Regions from separate parts of the Homo sapiens genome. Here all the other regions are linked to region 3. A link is a contact called in ENCODE Hi-C or POLR2A ChIA-PET data. All regions are on one chromosome and are shown on one strand. Each heading gives the region's core, a stretch centred on a gene start or an enhancer-like site at or near the end of the contact. The rest is flanking DNA. Distances are from core to core; before and after follow the strand shown. Region 1 holds the start of SAMD13 (sterile alpha motif domain containing 13). Region 2 has its middle 40 kb from the start of DNASE2B. Region 3 holds the start of SYDE2 (synapse defective Rho GTPase homolog 2).

Region 1 (4,621 bases), core at 2,036-4,535, 900 kb after region 3:
CTGCACGCAAATGATCAAAGCAGCTTTATTTATAATACCTAAGAAACAGAAACAATTCAAATGTCTATCATCATTTGGATGGTAGTAAACAAATTGTTGTAGATCCAAACAGTGAAATATTACTCAGTAATTAAAAAGTAATGATATATTGATATACACAATAACATGGATAAATCCCAAATTAATTATGCTGAGTGACAGAAACTATATGTGTGTGTGTGGGGGCGGGGGATGTATACACATTCATTTATATAAAATTCTAGAAGAAGCAAACTAATTTATAATGACAGCATAACAGTGGTTGCCAGGGGATATGGGGGCAGAAAAGGACAGGAGGGAGAGATTACAAAAGGTCGTAAGGAAATTTTGGAAGTGATGGAAATATTTGTCATCTTAATTGTGGCAGTAGTTTCAAGAGGGGATAAAAATATCAAAACTTACTTTACACACATGCAATTTATTATGCAAGGATTATACTTCAGTAAAGCTGCTAATTTTAAAACTAATTACAATTAAGTAAAATTAAAAGTTCAGTTTCTTACTTAAACTAGTCACATTTCATATTCTTCGTAGCCACATGTGGCTAGTGGCTACCATTTTAGACAGCACAAATACAGAACATTTCCATCATTGTTGAAAGTACTGTTGGATAACACTGATCTAACTCACACATAAAACAGCATCTGTTTCTTTCATTTCTCCTCCACCTACCTACCCCAAACTTTAGGGATGGTAATCAGCATGGCAGTATGGCACTGATATATAAATTACCCGAGAACTTTAAAAAACAGATTTTATTAAGTTAGTTTTAATGTAACTTTGCTGTGAAGCAAAATATACCTTCTATTCATAAACATATAGCACACTGTTTCCTCATTTAGATATCACAGCTTCTATGGATTATATTTAATTAGTTTCCTCCAAAGCTCAAGTTGACGGCAATTTTAAACTAAATGATATGGAAAGAAATGAAACAGATAACTCCCTCTTGGAACTCACTTTCTCCTTGTAATCAAAGTACTTATTGCTTTGCTATAACTCCTAAGTGAGAATATACATTTTTCATATACTCATAAATATCAAAATATTATGTTACATGTGCAATTGAATTTTCCCATTTAAAATAATCAAATATATAACTCTTACATGACACATATAAACACAAGTTTCAAATGTGAGAACAGACTTTAAAATAAACACCATGTATGCACAGAAATGTTTCACATTCATTAAACAGTTCATAAAATTAGGACGGAGGAGTTGTTAAACTATATTCTTACTGAAGCTTTTTCCCTTCCTGCACTATAGCTCTTAGTTTTCAGAGTTAGAGGTGATTGTATTTCAAAAAAAAAATTTGAACTCTATTTTCTGCCCCCATTCTGTGTTGTCTATGGAAGAGTCTCTGCTTGGAGTTTTTGTTTCAATATACAGAATGCAGGGCTGAAATCCTCAACCATCCTTGTTCCAAAGCCTGATACACAAACCTTTCATATATATTTTGATGTCTGAGTCATCTCTGTCTTAGAAATGCAATACAGAAAAAGGTAACTGGGGTAGGGGGGAGAAGGGAGGCTGCTGGCCAGTGTAGACAAACCAAGGCGACCCCCAAACTGTGTATTGTAGTAGATAAGCAAGAAGTACGAAAATAGAAACTAAGTCCCTCTGTTGTTTGCAGAAGCAGAACTCAGAAGCCAGCTTCACTTACTTTTTTACACCGACAGAGCCATTTTCCTTGTTTTCCATGTCAACAGATAGCATGGGAAGGCTGCAGGGTTCCTTTACTTCAGCAACTAATCAATAAGGGAGAAAAGCTTGTGTTTAATTCTTAGAAAGTGAGAGAAGAATATATATTCTGAATCGGAAACATAATGGTCCCTTTTACAGCTTCACACCAGTTCACGTATGTTTGTTTAAATCTCCAGTTCCCTCGGCGATTGGAGAGATGTGATTAAACCTAAAGAACTGGAGGAGACGGATTGGGGTGCTTTCATCTGTACTGGCACTCCCTGCCTTGACAATAAGCATTTGCAAATGAAATTGAATCCTCGTTGAAAACAAGTGCTGTGTGAACTGGCACAGCTTCTTCTGGGTGCCTAGCTCTCACTTAAGACACTGCAACTCATAAATGAGTCAAAGTAGAGAAAAACAATCCCCCTTTTCCTGCCCCCCTCCCATTATGGGCTTTGATTTGTTTTTTCTTATTGTGTTTGGTTTTTTTTTTGTCCACTCCCCCTTGCTCCTAGATTTTTTCATTGCAATGCAGAAGGACACTTAAAGCTTTTGTCAGCAAGTATTCCCCTACCTCACATTCTCAACGAAAGCCTCAAAAACCCGTCTGTGAGATGGCCATGCTGTGGTAAAGCAGGAAGCTCACAAAAAATGCCAGATAGCCCTTAGCACAGAAAGGTGGTGCTGGTGTGTGTGTGTGTGTGTGTGTGTGTGTGTGTGTGTATGTGTAAGAAAGAGTAGGTAACTCATTAGATTTATGAAAAATCATCAAAACATTTAAGGAGATATTGTAGCATCCATCACTCTGTCTTTTTGTTTAGTAGGATGAGGGCTGTGGAAAATTAAAAGCCTTCCACAATTAATATGCAATTAGCAAAATGAAAAAGCTACGAACAAAACTGCTTTAAGAAAAAAAAAAAAAAAAAAGGAAGAAACAGTCCCGAAACGTGTTTGCTCTTATTCAGCTGAAGCCATAAATTAAATACATTTCCACTCAAATCACTTTATACTTCGGCACTCCTTCTCTAGGGATTACTCTGACATGGCAAGTGCATCATTTAGTATATTCGCAAGATTTTATCACTGTTAGAGAAGTAGATGATTAACAAATAACACTGTAAGTGTGGGATAATTTTCACTCCTGAAACACACACATACACACAAACTTCCAGCTGCAAACCACTTAGATCATTGATAGAGAAATCCAACATTTAATATATATATATAGATATTAGCATACATTCACACACCGTTAGAGAGTAGACAGGAAGATAGTGCTGCTGCTCCATGCTAACAGAATATGATTTCACTTCAGTTGGAAACTGTTACACATTCACCATTTTCTAAGCATCTCAGAAAACAAAACAAAACACTCACAATGATACTCTGCAACACCACACTACATTGTCTTATTATTATTACTATTATTTTCTTTTCTGTGGAAGAGTAAAAAGAAAACCTACCTATAAGCAACTAAAAAATATCATTTTTTATAGGCTTATCAAGAACAGCCAAAGAAACCCCAATGTTTTCTTTCACAAAGTAGGCTGGCAAAGGAATTCAATAAGGAGGTACAATTTGACACAGTGAAATAAAACCAGGCTGGCTCTCAGCCAACATGACGTTAGGAATCACACACAAGCTGCACCAACTGCCTTCTGGTTCATGGCTGACTTTTTAAAGCTACAGTGTGCCTGTTCACTTTTGCTAACTACCTTCAGCACAATTAGTGCAAGAAATGAGTAAGGAGTCCAAAACCTGCAGAATTCTCCCTGCACCTGTCTTGTACAAAGAAAAACAAGCTGTCTCAATAGCTTCTTATTTTCTCCCTCCCCTTCATTGTTGCTGCATGATAGGTCTTAGCTGTTGTTCTGAGCATGAATGTCATGTTTCAAACTATTTCCTTTTCTCCCCAGAGGGAAAAATAAGAGTGAGAAGCCAGTGCTTATGGGCTATAACCAGAGAACACTCGGAAGCTGCAGTCCCATGTTACTCTTTTTTTCCTAATAGAGATTCATGGACAAAGTTCCCAGGGCTGGCTTTTAAGTAATCTCTTTGTGAGAATAAGGAAAGCACTGCCCAGCAGCAAATCCTTTTACTTCATTATGCAGGAAGTAACATATTTCGGAAAGGATGCAAAATAGATGACCAGATCTCCTGAAAACGCCCACATTCTTTTATTTTGGCATTTATCCTGCCAAATGAAGCCAGCAAAAATTCAAACTGAAACAAACAAAACCTTATTCTACAAAACGAAAACAATTAGTTCTGGGAGGTTTAATTTTAACTGTTTATCCCAGTTGGACAAAAAGCATAATTCAAGAAATTTAACCAACACTTACAATCTATGAGTACCCGGTACTATATTAGTTACATATGAATAGAAAGACATTATGCCCACCCCAAAATTCATAGTCTCTCCCGCCATCATCCTAAATACCAAATCAGAAAACTGGGAGGTGGAGCAGAGAGGCTGGGCAAGATCTTTTGTTTAAGTTACCCTGGTCATTCTCACAGTTCCCTTGCTTGGCTTAAACCACTTTTCCAGGAGAATAATCTCATCCCATTAATGTTCTGCACATACACAGAAAACATACATGGTTGCCTCTTCATTGAAATAAACATCAATCAACATTTGGACACTTTTAGGTCAAGATGGTCAACAAAACCACTCAAGACAGGGCACAGAACACAGGTTCCCCAGAAAGATCCTGGAAAAAGTTATCACTTGCTGTAATATCCTGTAGAATTCAGGTAGAATCTGAGGAAAAAGCTGCCTGCTTCCCTTTTTAAAAATAATCTTTTAGGACATTAGGAGATTACCTTTGATCTAAATTTGGAACCTGAATTTCAAGGTCAAAAAATTTGTTCTTTACTTATTCCAGGAATTATA
Region 2 (4,469 bases), core at 1,514-4,013, 760 kb after region 3:
GAGTAATACTATAGTGTTAGATAGAGTGGCAGGAAATCCCTTACCTAAGAGGTGAAATATTTGAGTGAAATTGTTGAGGAGTCGGAGAGCAAACCATGGGGATATATGGAAGAAGAATGTTCCATGCACAGTTAATAGCACTTGCAAAGATCCTGACTAGAAAATATGTACTCTACTCCAGCTATGCTATGCAGTACACATGGGGTAGAGTCATAGAAGATGAGGCCAGACAGGATCTAAGAGACTCTATAAAGATTTGGCATTTTAGGTATTGTGCAGTTTTGAGTAAAGAAGTGAAACGTTCTCATTTTTTTTTAAATAGGCTGTAGTGCTAATAATGGAATTAAAGACGGCAAGGGTGAAAATAGAGTGGATGTCTAGAAGACTGGATTTTGATTTTTTTTTTTTTTTTTTTAGACAGAGTCTTGCTGTCACCCAGGCTGGAGTGCAATGGCACGATCTCGGCTCACTGCAACCTCTGCCTCCTGAGTTCAAGCGATTCTCCTGCCTTAGCCTCCTGAGTAGCTGGGATTACAGGTGCCTGGCACCACGCCTGGGGCTAAGTTTTGTATTTTTAGTAGAGCTGGGGTTTCCCCATGTTGGCCAGGCTAGTCTGGAACTCCTGACCTCAGGTAATCCACCCGGCTTAGCCTCCCAAAGTGCTGGGATTACAGACGTGAGCCACTGTGCCCGGCCTGGATTTTGATTTTATAATCACCCCATCATTTATTCTGGAATATGCATGCCCTCATGAACTGAGAATTTGTTACTAATTTCCAGGGGTATTTGTCATGATTAAGGTTTGTTATTAATAATGAGTTACCATATAGTAAAAAAGTTGAACACAAAGTAGGGAATCCTTTCTAGAAATTGAACCATTGGCTGAATAGTAGTCATCAAGGAGATTTTTATTTAAAAAACAAGTGATCAGATTTGGGAATAGAAATACAATCATGATTCTAATTAATATTATGTGTTTTTAAAAACATCCCATGTTACGAAATTGTGACATGTAGAATGAATTTAGGACATTTAGATGGAAAAGAGCAGTTTGTTCCTGACTATTAATGTAGGTTCACACGATTTCAACTAGGAAGATCTGTTGACAAGAAACAATGTTAAAAGATGCTTTCTTTACTTTTATATATAGAAACTCACACCAGTCACACAGCTGGTGTGAAACTTACACCAGCTTTCGCACCAGTCCTACTTTCCAGAAAAATCTTTATTTACATTGCACTGTTTGTGTTTTCCTAGAATTATATTAAATGCACTCGACTGCACTGCATTGCTATCATACTGAATTCACTTTATTTTTTGTAATTAATGCTTGGAAAACTTTAACATTATTACTCCCCAAACTAGTCCCTGACAGCAGACTGCTGTTTCTATATATACTGTAAGAGGTTTAGCATATTTTTTAATTTGCAGAGATTCCTTATGGCACCTTTCCACACAGGTATCATTAGAGTCTTAAAATCTGTAATAGTGTTGAAGATCTTCCACTAACACTGAGATGAGAGCTCCCAAGGATCCACCTTCCCCCACCACCCACCGCCAAGAGACTCTATCCCATGGCTTGATACTCACAAAAATCTTTCATTATTTGTTCATTCAACATACATCTGTTGAACACTTACTACATGCAGGCTGCTGTGGGAGGATGAAGATTTTCAAGAGTCAAAAGAAATAGCCTAGTGAATGTATAGATTGCCTCCCATTTATACTTTTCTACTAATAGCAACTGTCCTTAGGTGTTATTAGCCATAAACTAAAAATGAATCCTAGCTACATAAAATATTACAAATATGTGTAGAACATCACCTTTTCTTTATTGACCATGGATTTGAGTATCACTGTCTTATCTCTTCCTCAGGCTTAGAATAGACAAGGATCTATTTTCATTTATCCTTCTACTTCCCATCCATTTCCAAAGTTCTTAAACATTTATTTCACCTTGTCTTATTATAGATGCTAATTCCCTCTCATTAGCCAAGCTTGTTAGTTTGACACAAACCCAGTATTCAGACCTTGAGGAATAGCTCTGTCAATTCTAGGAAGGATTATCACCTGTGTTTCCTTAATTATGTTTCCCTTGATACCAGAAAGAATCCTAGCTTTTTGCCTACTCTGGGTTTAGGGCCAGTTTTAGTTGCAGTGTGGAATTTTCCTAAGCACTCCATAGTCTTGTTCAAGGCCCTTCTCCTTTACAGGCCCTCAGGGCCCCCCACACTGCCCTTTGACTCCTTGAGTTCCCTCAGGATCACTTGACAGACCCCCTTCATCCCAAGAGCACTCTGGGTCTCTCCTAGCCACCTTCCCTTCTTCAATCCTCCATCTAGAATTTTACAGGATAGATTTTTGAACAAACAGATCTTTATGGATCTCCTTAAACCATGGCAAATATCAGCGTTCCACCTTTAGGGTAGCTGCTTCATAGAATTATGATCATAGCATATTTTTAGAACTAGAAAGAACGTTGGAGCTTATCTGTGTTTTTTTTGTTTGTTTGTTTTGTTTAATTAGCATGATCTTTGCTTAAAAGAAACCTTATTTGGATATCTAGTTTATAAAACAAGTAAGAGTGGAGCTGTGCTGGATGGAGGGGCAGTGTGTCCCCACTGTCCTTCAACTTCTCACCTCTGAATTCCCAGAACAGCCTACACATGCCATCAACATAGTACTCTACAGAAGACCTCCGAAAACTGCCTGATTTGCTAGATGAAGATTGCCAAAGAGTTTCACTTTGTACTTCCTCCTTCCCCTTGGAGGTCTGATCTCTGTTCTCATGAACTTGAGACTATTGTCTGCCTGCCTCCAACCTACTTAGAGGGTCTCACGCCAGCTCCCTGCCAGTCACAGGCTTAACAACACTTTGCAGCAGTGAGTGTCATGAGGCTAGGTTTGGTTGACGAGGGTCCTTGAAAATATTCCAAGAGCCTGTACACAAGTGCTAAGTTTTCTCTTATTATAACATTACACTCTTAAAAATATTTAGCAAAAATAGAGACTTGTGAAAATGTTCTCCCTTCCAGCGACTGTGGTGAGAAAGCACTTCCCTGGGAGTCTGCAAAGACACAAAACATTTCTTGTTCTCACTTCAGCTTTTGACCAGCAAAATCCAGCTGAATTTTCTTTCATATCAATTGTTTCTGTCCTCAGAGACATCTAGATGCATTTGCATTACTTTAGTGGAAGCAGAGGGAGGATTGGCATGAAACTGGTAGTTGTGATAGTTTCTGGAAAGGTCCATGTTAGAGAAGAACAGATTGTTTTATTTACGTGCTCCATATGACAATTTAGGACAGATAGAAGATAACCAGGAAGGCTTGATGTAGAAATCTTAATTTAGCTTAGGCTCTGATTTAAAAATAAAATCTATGTGAATGGTGGGGGAAGAAGAAGGGAGCAATTGGAGGACTTCTTCATGTTTTACAGCTGGTAATTAAATTTTGCCATCCTGTTAGACCATATATTTTGAGAAGGCAAGGGAATATAGAAGAAAGCATGTGGGCTGTCAAGTCCTTCCTTCCTTCCTCTATTCATTTTTTTTGTCAATAATTTATGATTTATTTTTCTTCCTTCTTCCCTTTCTTTCTTGAAAAATTTTTTAGGCTCCTAAAATGTGCTTGGCATTGTTTGCTGCTAAGGACACAAGACTGAACTACACAGTATGGAGCTTACAGCCTGGGGAACATTATCATTCTACCTTTGTCATTTACTAGCTGAGTGACCTTGGGAAAAGAATAACTTAATCTTTCTGAGCTTCAGTTTCATCTTCTGTAAAATGGGAATAATACTGACTTCTCACGTGGGGGCAACAAATAAATGAGAATTGAATGAGTTAATGTGCCGATTACTCCCACAGTATGCCAGGTACATAGTAGGGGCTTAAAAAATTGGAGCCTATTCCCCTCTTACAGTCATTGTAACCTGATATTTAGGTTCATCTTCCCACATTCTACAAGGGTTAGGGCATCAGGCTCTTTATTCACTCTGCCTCAGAGTGCTCCTGAACATCCCCTTCAGCAACCTATAGGCCTTCCTAGCCATCCTGAATTCTCAAAACCCCTTCCAGACTTCAGCTCTTTCAGTCTCCCATTGAATCAGCATTTCAGTCCCTTCAGCCTCTCTGTTCTCTGGATCCCATCTTAGTGTCAAAAACTGTCAACCTCACCCTTCCCCCTTCAGCCCATCCTTTCTCTCCATGATGACTTTATTTCCTTTCATGTTCCTCCTGTATGCCACAGCCAAACATTCACTGCTGCCATCTCACCAGGATACTGCTCTTTTGTCTGCTCCATTGGCCATGGCAATCTATAACTCTGAATCTACCCAATTACTAGTTTTTTTTTTCTCTCACCTTTGGTTTACCTGTTGCTGCTGGAGAAAAGTGCTCAACCACACCAATGTTCATCTCTTTTAGTTTTATATTTCTTGTTTTACTGTTCCCTTTATACTGCCTCGAG
Region 3 (5,077 bases), core at 776-3,275:
AAATATTCTCTCTTATCTGCAAATCTCAGATGCAGGTAACAATTATTCCAGAAAGCAGAGACTAGGTACTAATAAAGGTAGTATAGTCAAAGCACATTCAGAGATTGGAGCCACTGGACAACAAGAAAACAACTGACATAGGAAAATATACTGCAGTTGCAAATAAGGTAAATTAGGGCAAAATTATTTCATTTTATTCAGTAATGCAAACATTTATTTATTCAACAAATATTTTCTTAAGTATTTGAGTATCTACTAAGTGCACGCACTGTGCTAGGTGTCAGCATATTTATGAGTAACTCAGAAAAAGGCCCTTTCTACTATGTAAACACTAAAAAAAGTAACTCAAATCAGGGATGATAGCACGACTGATTCTTATCAGTCACTGAATCAATTAATCTCTGGCAACGAGGGGTACTTGAGTTTGCAACTGCTGCCCAGAACCTGGAATTTAACGTTTTTGGGAGACAGCCGGTATTTCTAGATTACACTGTGTCTCAACTTCAATTCAATTGCTTCTCAACTCACTATTTAAATTAAAATGAAGTGTTAACTTTTTTATATTAGAAAGCTGCAAACCTGTATGATAATCTTGTAGGTAGGGTGATGAGGGACATAATATTTGTGGCTCCATTTTACAAGTTTTGGCTGATGTAATAATTTTGTTAGCATGCATTAACTGAAATAAAGAAGGAAAAACAGACTTAAAAGAGACATCGGTGGGTGGGTTTTGTTTTGTTTTTGATAAAAGAACTCTTATAGAAAAGGAATCGCTGCAAATTTCTTTTAGCTAGCTAGCTCTCTGGGCGATTAAAATGATTGATACATTTCTAGAACACATGCACCGAGATACACCTGCACTCGTACTTTGTCCGTCAAAACAATCTTTGTTTTCTCTCAAGCTAGGACTTGCTGTGCCTAAGACACACCTCGTGCAGCGGTGGCGGTGAAGGTGCTGGGGTGACAGCCAGGAGGGCACTTTCCCTTTCTCGGGCTCCCTAACCAAAACTTTGCAGCCACCAGCCCAAACTCACGTTCCTGCTCGTTCTTCTTTCCCCTGCCTCAACTCTCCCCGCACCCTTCGCGCTCTGTGCGCCCACCCCTGCTTCCGTCGGTCAGCTTCAGCCGACCTACTACTCAACCTACCGGCCCGCGCCCTCCGCCTCCACCTGCACCACTCGCCCACCCCGAGAACCCACCTCTGCCGCCCCCGGCCCGCGCGCCCCGTCGCGGCCCGGGGCTCCGGGGCATGCGCGTTGCGGCGCCACCGCCCTCCCCCACGCCTTCCCGCGGCAGAGTTATGCCAAGTATGTGAGGAGCCGGCGAGGGCCAGCGCCGGTCATGGGGAGCCGCCGCCGCCTCCGCCTCCGCCTCCGCGAGCGCGGTTTTCTCCCCAGCGGGGCTCCGACCTCTCCCCCTGGCGGGGGTGAGCCTCGCGGCTAAGGCAGAGGGGATGGCGGACCCTCTGAGGAGGACGCTGTCCAGGCTCCGGGGAAGGCGGGGTCCCCGCGGCACCGGGGGGCTAGGGCTCCGGGCGGCAGCCGCAGCTGCGGTGGCGGCCTCTTCGGCAGCCGCGGGAGACGCCTGGGGTGCCGCAGACACCCTCCCACGTGAGCACGCCGGGGGACACGGGCGGAGCCTACAGCAGCCCTCGCCGTCACCTGAGGCGTGGGGTCCCGGGGCGCGGGTCCCCGGAGGGCACCCGGAGCAGTTGGGGGCGCTCGGGCCTCGGCCGCGCGGCGGGCAGGAGGCCGCCCCCCAGAGCCATGGGCTCGCTCACGCCCCTCCGCACTCCCCGGAGGGCTCCGAGGACAGCGGAGAGGAGGAGGAAGACGACAAGGACGAAGACGACTACGACGCCGACTACTACGAAAACCTGCCCGGCGGCTCGCAGTCTGCGCCCGAGCCTGAGGGGGCGGAGGCGGAACGGCGTCCCCCGCCTCCCCCAGCGGCGGGCTCCTCCCTGGGGGCGGAGGGCGGCCGCCTGGAGACAGGCAGGCTGCGGACCCAGTTGCGAGAGGCCTATTATCTGCTGATCCAGGCCATGCACGACCTGCCCCCTGACTCGGGCGCGCGGCGGGGCGGCAGGGGCTTGGCGGATCACAGCTTCCCCGCGGGAGCCCGGGCTCCGGGCCAGCCGCCTTCCCGCGGCGCCGCGTACCGCCGAGCCTGCCCCCGGGACGGGGAGCGGGGAGGCGGCGGACGCCCTCGGCAGCAGGTGTCCCCGCCCCGGTCGCCTCAGAGGGAGCCGCGGGGAGGCCAGCTGCGGACTCCTCGGATGCGGCCGTCCTGCAGCAGAAGCCTCGAGAGCCTCCGGGTGGGTGCCAAGCCGCCTCCCTTCCAGCGGTGGCCGAGCGACAGCTGGATCAGGTGCGGCGCGCACCGGGACTGGGACGAGCCCCCGCCACGTGGAGGCAGGATGGACGGCTGGAGTGGGGACCGCGCCCGGGCGGCTGCACCCACCGGCCTCCAGCCTCCAGGCTGCAAGGACCACGGCTGCTCCTCGGGAAGCCCTTTCAGGGATCCAGCGGGGTCCTCTGTGATACGCAGTGGCAAAGGAGACCGCCAGGAAGGCCCCTCCTTCCTCAGGCCGCCGGCAGTGACAGTCAAGAAGCTGCAGAAGTGGATGTACAAAGGGCGTCTGCTGTCCCTGGGAATGAAGGGTCGTGCCCGTGGGACGGCTCCCAAAGTCACAGGAACGCAGGCAGCCTCCCCAAATGTGGGCGCTTTGAAAGTGCGTGAAAACCGTGTCCTGTCGGTGCCTCCAGACCAAAGAATTACGCTGACAGGTAGGATACTTTGCGATGAAAATGCTAGCACCGCGAGCCTTACTGTTTACCGACTGGGCTTCTGTCTTAAGAGCCAAGAAAAAGTTATGTTTTTGCGACAGGTACGTTACCGGGCGAAAGTAAGTGTCATGTAAGTGGCAGCTTAAAGTAATTTCGGGGTTACTTAATGTAATGCATTTACTCGTTTTGCTTTTTTTTTTCTTTTTAATCAGACAATGGCATGAAGAATTGAGGTTGTGATTTCTTCTCGAAAAACCAGTGTGTCTATTCCCTAAGTATTACCTAAAGGAGTAAAGGTTAAGTATAACACACTTTTAGTAGGTTTACAGATGGGCGGCACTGTCTTGATTTTTATTCTTTGTAGCTCTAGGCAAATCCGTAGACTTTTGTGGAGTTTGTAAATTTGAATTTGATTCAAGGTAGATTTTATAGGCTTCATAAACTGTCATTTTACTCATTACAACTTTTTTTTTTTGCCTCTCCCAGGCACGCACACACATGCATACATACACACAACCAAAAACCCAAACAAATCAAACAAAAAAAACCCTACCATAAGTAGAATTTTTTAGTCAGGTAGTATTTCACATACACCATCTCTCCACCTGCCTCCCCCCGACAAAGAAACCTCAACAAAGTAATCTTTTTATTGTGAAAAATCAAGGACACTAACATTTTAATCAAAAGAAAAATGTTCCTCAGGTAGTTTTGTTTTTAAAGCAGTCATTTGCAAACTTAAATCCTATTTATAAGAGAAGTAAATTAGTTTTTTAAAAAGTATATTGATCCTTATAATAGGATTAAGCTCCCTATTTTGTATGTGCATGATTTTTAACTATCACTGAAGGTTTAGGTTATCAATTCTAGAAACCAGTCAATTATGTTGTAAATATCAAAATATCTTTCCTGAAAGGAGTATAATATCTTCAAAGTGAGCCAAAACAACATGGTCTTTTGAATACTCTTACATATAAAAATTTTTAGTGATCATAAAGACTTATAAGTCAGGAATAATTTGGAAAACATTAAATCCTGAAATGTAAAAGGTATTCACAGTACTTGGCGGTTTCTCTGGTAGTAATTATAAATCCTACAGGACTGGATTTATACACATTAACTTTGTTTAACCAATAAACACACAACAGTGGGGAGAAACAAAGTTCACAAAACTTCTTATCAAACAATGAAGACAAATCAAATGATTCATTCAAAGTGTGTGCCAACTTGCAAAGTTTTTTCCTGTCTATACGGCTCTAATACACACCTGTCAAATTTTATTCTCAAGGTTAAATATTCCATTTCACTTGAACAAAAGGATAATAGAATGTAAATTCTTTGTTGAGAGGTGTACTTTATACTAAGTTCATATTAAACATGCATTTCCAGGAGTAATTTGTAATCATTTATTATATTTTATTGCCACAATATTTTTACCTCCCCCCCTTTGGCTTAGTTTTAACTCTTGGTACCATAGTTGAATTTCAGCCATAACAAAAAATAGTCAAATATTTTTCACCCTTTTGTCACAGAGCTAAAACACTTACCATGTGATGGCTTTTAATGCCCTCAGTAGTAAACATTCAAGGATTTTTAAAGTAATAAATATAGTTCCTTTAAGAATGAATTTGATTTTTGCATTAAGCAACTAATTAAATGAAACTGCTAACTTAGAAATTAAAATGAAACAATTATTATGTGATAATATTTTAGATATTTTATGAGAAATCTAAGCCAAAGCTACCATAATCTCTGGTTTAAACAACTCTCAGATGTTACTTCCTTTTAAACCACTAATTCATTTTTCAGGAGAGATGAAAATAATTTGTGCAGTGTTTACATATCTAGTATAGATTTGGAGAGCTTTTTAAAAAAATTATTTTTCATGAAGTTTAGTTGGTCTTACTAAGTCCATTCTGGATACATTAGGTGGTTCTCATACAATTTTTATAGCCCCCAAAATGGAGATATGCTGTCATTTAACAACAGCTACAAGAAAAAGAACAGAGGGATTAAGCAGTTTGCCCAAGATCACTCAGTTGGTACCTGTGTATGGATTCAAACTACTATGTGGATTCAAACCCAAGGCGTCATGAGTTTGAAAAAAGCCCCTGTTTACATAAGATCAGAGACTCTAGAGTTCTTTAAAGGTCTGATCCAATTAATTCTATTAAATTGCTTGGATTGAGGATATGGGTGAATTTCAACAAGGCATAGCGGGGTAAGTAACTTCCTCAAAGTTGCAAAGAAGATGGGAGAATCTTAGGCCGGGTTTAAAGACATTTTAAAAA

What was found. A loop is a pair of places that touch in the nucleus more often than their neighbours do. ChIA-PET counts read pairs that join two places held with the same protein, here RNA polymerase II (POLR2A). Pooled maps may share reads with other maps.
Region 1: a map of naive thymus-derived CD4-positive, alpha-beta T cell shows a loop between it and region 3 (5-fold over the local background). The contact joins the promoter of SAMD13 here to the promoter of SYDE2 in region 3. A Hi-C loop is called at or near these places in 1 of 168 maps with a recorded cell type or tissue (naive thymus-derived CD4-positive, alpha-beta T cell) and 6 of 50 pooled maps. POLR2A ChIA-PET finds 5 or more read pairs at or near these places in 1 of 52 experiments (WTC11).
Region 2: a map of naive thymus-derived CD4-positive, alpha-beta T cell shows a loop between it and region 3 (9-fold over the local background). The contact joins the enhancer-like site here to the promoter of SYDE2 in region 3. A Hi-C loop is called at or near these places in 1 of 168 maps with a recorded cell type or tissue (naive thymus-derived CD4-positive, alpha-beta T cell) and 5 of 50 pooled maps. POLR2A ChIA-PET finds 5 or more read pairs at or near these places in 3 of 52 experiments (OCI-LY7, activated CD4-positive, alpha-beta T cell and activated T-cell).

Annotation. Positions count from the first base shown.
Region 1 is chr1:84,300,372-84,304,992 of GRCh38, reverse strand. SAMD13 (sterile alpha motif domain containing 13) reads right to left here and starts at 3,285. Exons shown (of 4, transcript NM_001134663.2): 1 at 3,192-3,285; 2 at 1,706-1,790. The coding sequence starts at 1,758.
Region 2 is chr1:84,435,770-84,440,238 of GRCh38, reverse strand. No RefSeq gene overlaps it. Among named protein-coding and RNA genes, the nearest start is that of DNASE2B, 40 kb to the right of the region's middle. Within about 2 kb of position 2,763, at least 5 of the 41 ENCODE cell types and tissues checked have a DNase peak (open chromatin) inside an H3K27ac peak, as active enhancers do.
Region 3 is chr1:85,197,964-85,203,040 of GRCh38, reverse strand. SYDE2 (synapse defective Rho GTPase homolog 2) reads left to right here and starts at 2,025. Exons shown (of 7, transcript NM_032184.2): 1 at 2,025-2,789. The coding sequence starts at 2,045. LOC124904207 (a long non-coding RNA gene) reads left to right here and starts at 2,799. Exons shown (of 2, transcript XR_007066199.1): 1 at 2,799-2,890; 2 at 3,002-5,077. RefSeq lists a silencer at 1,137-2,286 and an enhancer at 2,299-2,910.